Regions from separate parts of the Homo sapiens genome. Here region 1 is linked to region 2. Evidence: read pairs that join two places in POLR2A ChIA-PET (ENCODE). Cell type or tissue: PC-9. All regions are shown on one strand. Links, peaks and the distances in the headings refer to the core of each region. The heading gives the core; the rest is flanking DNA. Region 1 has its middle 7.9 kb from the start of MIR8083. Region 2 overlaps S100A13 (S100 calcium binding protein A13).

Evidence for each region. Peaks named below come from ENCODE experiments on the same cell type or tissue, not always from the same donor. Only the 100,000 strongest peaks of a DNase experiment are listed, where the experiment ranks them.
Region 1: POLR2A ChIA-PET joins it to region 2 with 12 read pairs; 8 of 35 experiments call an interaction of 5 or more read pairs at or near these places.

The regions. Positions count from the first base shown.
Region 1 is chr1:153,696,204-153,699,112 of GRCh38, forward strand. It overlaps the pseudogene GEMIN2P1. Among named protein-coding and RNA genes, the nearest start is that of MIR8083, 7.9 kb to the left of the region's middle. In PC-9, for the core only: no CTCF peak of the experiment used is centred there; a DNase peak (open chromatin) is centred at 1,198; H3K27ac peaks cover 926 bases.
Region 2 is chr1:153,621,433-153,624,341 of GRCh38, forward strand. The region is part of intron 2 of S100A13 (S100 calcium binding protein A13); the gene reads right to left. Among named protein-coding and RNA genes, the nearest start is that of S100A13, 4.6 kb to the right of the region's middle. In PC-9, for the core only: no CTCF peak of the experiment used is centred there; no DNase peak of the experiment used is centred there.

The DNA of each region.
Region 1 (2,909 bases), core at 222-2,721, 75 kb after region 2:
CTCACTGCAAGCTCCACCTCCTGGGTTCACCCCATTCTCCTGCCTCAGCCTCCCGAGTAGCTGGGACTACAGGCGCCCGCCACCGTGCCCGGCTAATTTTTTTGTATTTTTAGTTGAGACGGGGTTTCACCATGTTAGCTAGGATGGTCTCGATCTCCTGATCTCGTGATCCGCCCATCTCAGCCTCCCAAAGTGCTGGGATTACAGGCGTGAGCCACCGCGCCCAGCCACAAATCCTTATTTATTTATTTATTTATTTATTTTTTTTTTTTTTTTTTTTTTTTGAGACGGAGTCTCGCTCTGTCGCCCAGGCCGGACTGCGGACTGCAGTGGCGCAATCTCGGCTCACTGCAAGCTCCGCTTCCCGGGTTCACGCCATTCTCCTGCCTCAGCCTCCTGAGTAGCTGGGACTACAGGCGCCCGCCACCGCGCCCGGCTAATTTTTTGTATTTTTAGTAGAGACGGGGTTTCACCTTGTTAGCCAGGATGGTCTCGATCTCCTGACCTCATGATCCACCCGCCTCGGCCTCCCAAAGTGCTGGGATTATAGGCGTGAGCCACCGTGCCCGGCCCGACAAATCCTTATTTATTAACTCATGTAAGATAACAATAATAAGCCTATTACATGTTAATAATTGTTGACTGCTTTATCAAGAACATTCTTATGTGAAACCAGCCTTTTCAGTGTGCAGTGGTGAAGAATGCATGCAATACTAATTGGGTGCCACTGCCTTGATTTATGTAAAGCCACAGCAGTTTTACCCCCATTGCTTTTGCACTTCGATGCAATGTGTCAACTCTGTCAAAAAGGCAAATAACGTATTAGAATTATTATGAAAATCGTTTGACCTCATCTATGCCCTGAAAAAATATTTGGGACTCCCAGGATTTGCGGACCACACCTTGAGAACTGTTATGTTACTCAATGGCTGGCATACAGTAGGAATCAGATAATTAGTATGGACTGAATGGAGAGGCCTGGGAGCTGGGGAGGAAGTGGGGGTCGGGTGGGAACATATGGATGCCTTTCAACCCAGGTGAAATTTGGGGATTGTCCACGTGCTCCTCCATTCCCCATGTCAGTGTAGACAAATGTTGAGTCATAGTTTGCAAAATGCCTCTCAGCTGGGCCAGGAGCCCTGGTTTCCCTGCTGGACCCACCCCTCACCCCTCCTTCCCAGGCAGGCAGGCAGGCAGGAATGCGGGGGAGAGGTGGCTGCAGCTCCACCGCCCTCATGGGGGAGGAAAGTGCCAGACATTTCTTCAGGACCATCCATCAAGTGCAGGCAGGCCTCTCCCCTGACCTCCCAGGCCTCTTCCTGGAGTCCACCCTGTGGGACCTGGACGTAGGGTGGCCACTGGGAGCTTGGAGGTCTGGCGTGGCACTGCTCCCTGGTACACGGCTGGCAGTTTGGGATAAAGAAAGGATAAATTGCTCCCCTCCTGTCCAGTGACTCTTGTTTTGTGCTTCCCGCCCACCCTTTTTGGCACCAGTCAGGCTCAATTTATCGGGAGAGGGAGCAGACATGGTCCAGTCCTCTCACCAGCCAAGCCGGGGATGAACAGCACTGGGAAGGCCTAACCAAGAGTGGTTGTCCTGTCAACCACAGCTACTGAACTTCCTGATGGGCCCCGGTGGCCCTGTAGCCTCCCATGCCCCAGTTCCTCCCCACAAGGGGAGCAGACAGCCCCTGAAGAGACTGGCTATGATAAAGAGAGCTGTGAGGCCTAGGAAGTTAGATCAGGGTGGAGCTGGGACAGCTACGGGGACTTGGGCTCTGGGGAGAGGAGCCTTAAATGAGGTGGGGAAGAGGGGCAGGGAGTGGACGACTGAGGAGCTCCAGAAGCACAATTCTAGGAAATTGCCGGTCAGATCCTTCCGAGGCAGCCTGGCTCCACTGCGGGCACCGGGAGGGGAAGGGGCTGTGCGGCGGAGGTGAGGAGGGGCCTAAGGAGTCGATGATTTCAGCGGCCCGAGAACTTTCACTGGAACTAAGGAGATTTCCTTCCGGAGGAAGGCCCCTGAAGCCAGGAAGAACTGGGAAAGCCATTCCTAAGGGGGCACCAGGAGGGTAGCAATAAAGCCCTCCCCACAGGCCGGGGAGACCGTCTTGTGCCAGGAACCTCCGCCCACATGGGAGGGGCAGTCTAGCCTCTCAGTTTCCCGGGCTGTCCCGCCTAGTACGTTTGGGAGGGGTGAGGGCCACAGGGTTTCCCCAGAGTATGGTAAGAATAACAATAATAATTGGCATTCGATTGTGCCTTGCAGTTGACAAAGGCTTTCACATACATTATCTCATCAGCCCACGTAACGCCCCTGGAAGAGTGGGGCGGGCTGAGAAGGCAGCTCAGCAGGCGGGTGGAAGGGCCAGCTGGAGGCTGTGCAGAGGGAACCCCCGCCCAGCCAGCCCCGAACAAGGCCACGGCCTGGAACAAAAATGGAGCTGACAGAAACAGACAAATAACCTCCTCCCTCACCCGCTCTTTTCTCTACGTCAAAGGGTTTGAGTCATTTATCACAGCAGTATATTTAGTAATAATTATTTTTAAAAAAGATTTATACCTTTCAGGACAGATCCGTGGAATCTAATTAAGCAGAGCCCAGTTTTGCAGACTGAAAGTCAATTTTTTAATTAAATTGCAGGAGCTATAAAAATAAATAAATTAACCATTTAAAAAAAAAAAAAGAATGCGGTCCAGGAAGATTTAATCTCTTTGGGTTGGAACGCAAGTAAGATTCCAGGCGAGGTGTTTACCACCAAGATGAAGGGTCGGGATGCGGATGAATTTGGTGTTGCACAAAGACAGGAGAGGACGCTCTGGAGGAAGATGAGACCACGTCCCATGCCTGCTCCCAGACTGCATTCTACCAGGAACAGGGGAGGTGGTGGCAAAAACCTGCTTGACTG
Region 2 (2,909 bases), core at 158-2,657:
AGGCATGAGCCACCACGCCCGGCCTACAGGATTCTTTTTAACATTATAAAATGTTACTGGCTGGGCATGGTGGCTCATGCCTGTAATCCCAGAACTTTGGGAGGCCAAGGCGGGTGGATAACTCGAGGTCAGGCGTTCAAGACCAGCCTGGCCAACGTGATGAAACCCCATCTCGGGCAACCCGCTCGGGTCTCTCACACTGTGGAAGCTTTGTTCTTTCGCTCTTTGCAATAAATCTTGCTGCTGCTCAAAAAAAAAAAGAAAGAAAGAAAGAAAGAAACCCCATCTCTACTAAAAATGCAAAAATCAGCCAGGCATGGTGATGCACGGTTCAAGAATCGCTCGAACCCAAGAGGTGGAGGTTGCAGTGAGCCGAGATCACACCACTGCACTCCAGCCCAGCCTGGGTGACAGAGTGAGACCTCGTCTCAAAAAAATTAAAAAAAAAAAAAATTGAAGTTCCATTTCACTCAGAATTATATAAGCGTAAATCAGAAAAAGATATCATTTTCACATCATAGATTAGCAAAAAGTAAAAGCTCAATAACACCCAGTTTGGACAAGTACACAGGCATCGCATGAAGTGTGGGTAGCCATATAAACTGGTACAACTTTTTTAGGAGGCAAATTGGTAATCACAAAAATTAAAAATGAAAGCTGGTCTCGGTGGCTCACCCCTGTAATCCCAGCACTTTGGGAGGCCGAGGCAGGCAGATCATCTGAAGTCAGGAGTGCGAGACCAGCCTGGCCAACATGGCGAAACCTCGTCTCTACTAAAAATACAAAAATTAGCCAGGCGTGGTGGCACAAGCCTGTAGTCCCAGCTACTCAGGGAGGCTGAGCCAGGAAAATCGCTTGAACCTGGGAGGCAGAGGTTGCAGTGACCCGAGATCATGCCACTGCACTCCAGCCTGGGTGAAAGAGCAAGATCCTTTCTCAAAAACAAATTAAAAATGAACATGCCACTTAACCTAATATTTCTACTGCCAAACATTTACCTTATGTTGTTATTTTTCCACCAGTATGTAGGTATACAAACAGATATTTGCAAGAAGGAAGAAATGGACATAAGAAAAATTTCCATCAATAAAGGATTGGGCTGGGCATAGTGGCTCATGCCTGTAATCCCAACACTTTGGGAGGCCAGGGCAGGAGGATCACTTAAGCCTAGGAGTTCAAGACCAGCATGGGCAATATAATGAGGCCCTGCCTCTACAAAAACATTTAAAAATTAGGCCTCAGTTTCCATATATGTGAAGTGAGGAATGGGGACTGTGTTTTCTCTTGGCCTCCTTCCAGCTGTGATGGTCTGTGAATCTCCTGGAAGCCAGCTCTGGGTCCAGTCCTGTCTTGGGGAAATTAGACCAGAAAAGCACAGAACATACACAAGAACCCAACAGCATCATCTGATACAAGCCCATACTCCCACTGGCACACAGTATCTTTGCTTACCTAATTACATGCACGCACACGTACAGAGGCCCTGTCTCTACAAAAAAATTAAAAAATTAGCCAGACATGGTGGCACATGCCTGTAGTCCCAGCTACTCAGAAGGCTGAGGTGGAAGGATCACTTGAGCGTAGGAGGTAGAGGCTGCAGTGAACTGTAATCACGCCATTGCACTCTAGCCTGGGCAACAAAGTGAGACTCTGTCTCAAAAAAAAAAAAAGAGGTATCAGTTGTAAGCTGGTAAGAACGATACAGTGGAGAAGGAAAATTTGAGGACACAAGAAAGAGAGGAGTAATTTCAAGAGGAAAGTCTTTTTTTTTGAGACGGAGTCTCGCTCTGTCGGTCACCCAGACTGGAGTGCAGTGGGTGAGAGGGGATGGGATCCAGGGCACCAGTGAAGGGTTGGCCTTAGGGGCAGTGACGTATCATTTGCATAACAGAAGACTGCTGATTTCGGGGAGGGAGCACATACAAGTTTCCTGATTGCTCCTATTTTCGTTTCCTTTTTTTTTTTTTTCCTTTGAGACAGTCTCCCTCTGTTGCCCAGGCTGGAGTGCAGTGGTGCAATCTCAGCTCCCTGCAACCTCTGCCTCCTGGGTTCAAGCAATTTTCCTGCTTCAGCCTCCCAAGTAGCTGGGATTACAGGCGCACACAACCATGCCCAGCTAATTTTTTAAATATATTTTTAGTAGAGATGGGGTTTCACTATGTTGGCCAGGCTGGTCTCGAAGTCCTGAACTTCTCAGTGAGTAAACTTCTCAGGAAAAGGGAGAACGTGGAAAGATGTACTGAGCTTTGAGGAGAGAAGACAAATTGTGAAATAATTATCTGAAAGAACTGGTAAATGAATCAACCAGGGAAACACAGAACCGCCAGGTATTGCCAAGGGTCCCTTTTGGGGTCTGTGGTTATAGATTTAAAGTGAGACAAGTCAACAAAGCTATGCATTTTTCTCCAGCCAGATTCAGCTATCCAAGTGCAGGTGCAGAACAGTGGATTTAACTGGCAAGTTACTATAGGTGAAATGGTGGATTAACTGGGTTGAGAACAGAGAGAGACAGAATCAACGGGGTTAAGGCAGTGATTACAATTAGAAGCCTTAGAACCTGAGGTGAGGAGGAAGGGCAATGAGGACCCGAGGGATGTTGATGGAAGATGCAAAAGTGAGAGGGTCGAGAGACTGAAGGTACCTGAGGAGTCAGGGAAGTGCTGAAGTGGAGAAGCTAGAGAGGGGAACAGAACTGGAATGACAGGAGGAGGTCAGCAGATAAAGGGAAACTTGAAATCAAGATTTTGGAAGTTGTGCGTTATTTTGTTAATGACACAGTCTAAAGCATGAACAGAGGAGTGGGATGCTGAGATGTAAGAAGACAAATCTTTTTGGAAATGAGGAGTTGAGAAAATTGAAAGGCCCAGATGTTGGATGAATTGTCTGTGCGGATGCTGAAGCCACTGAGA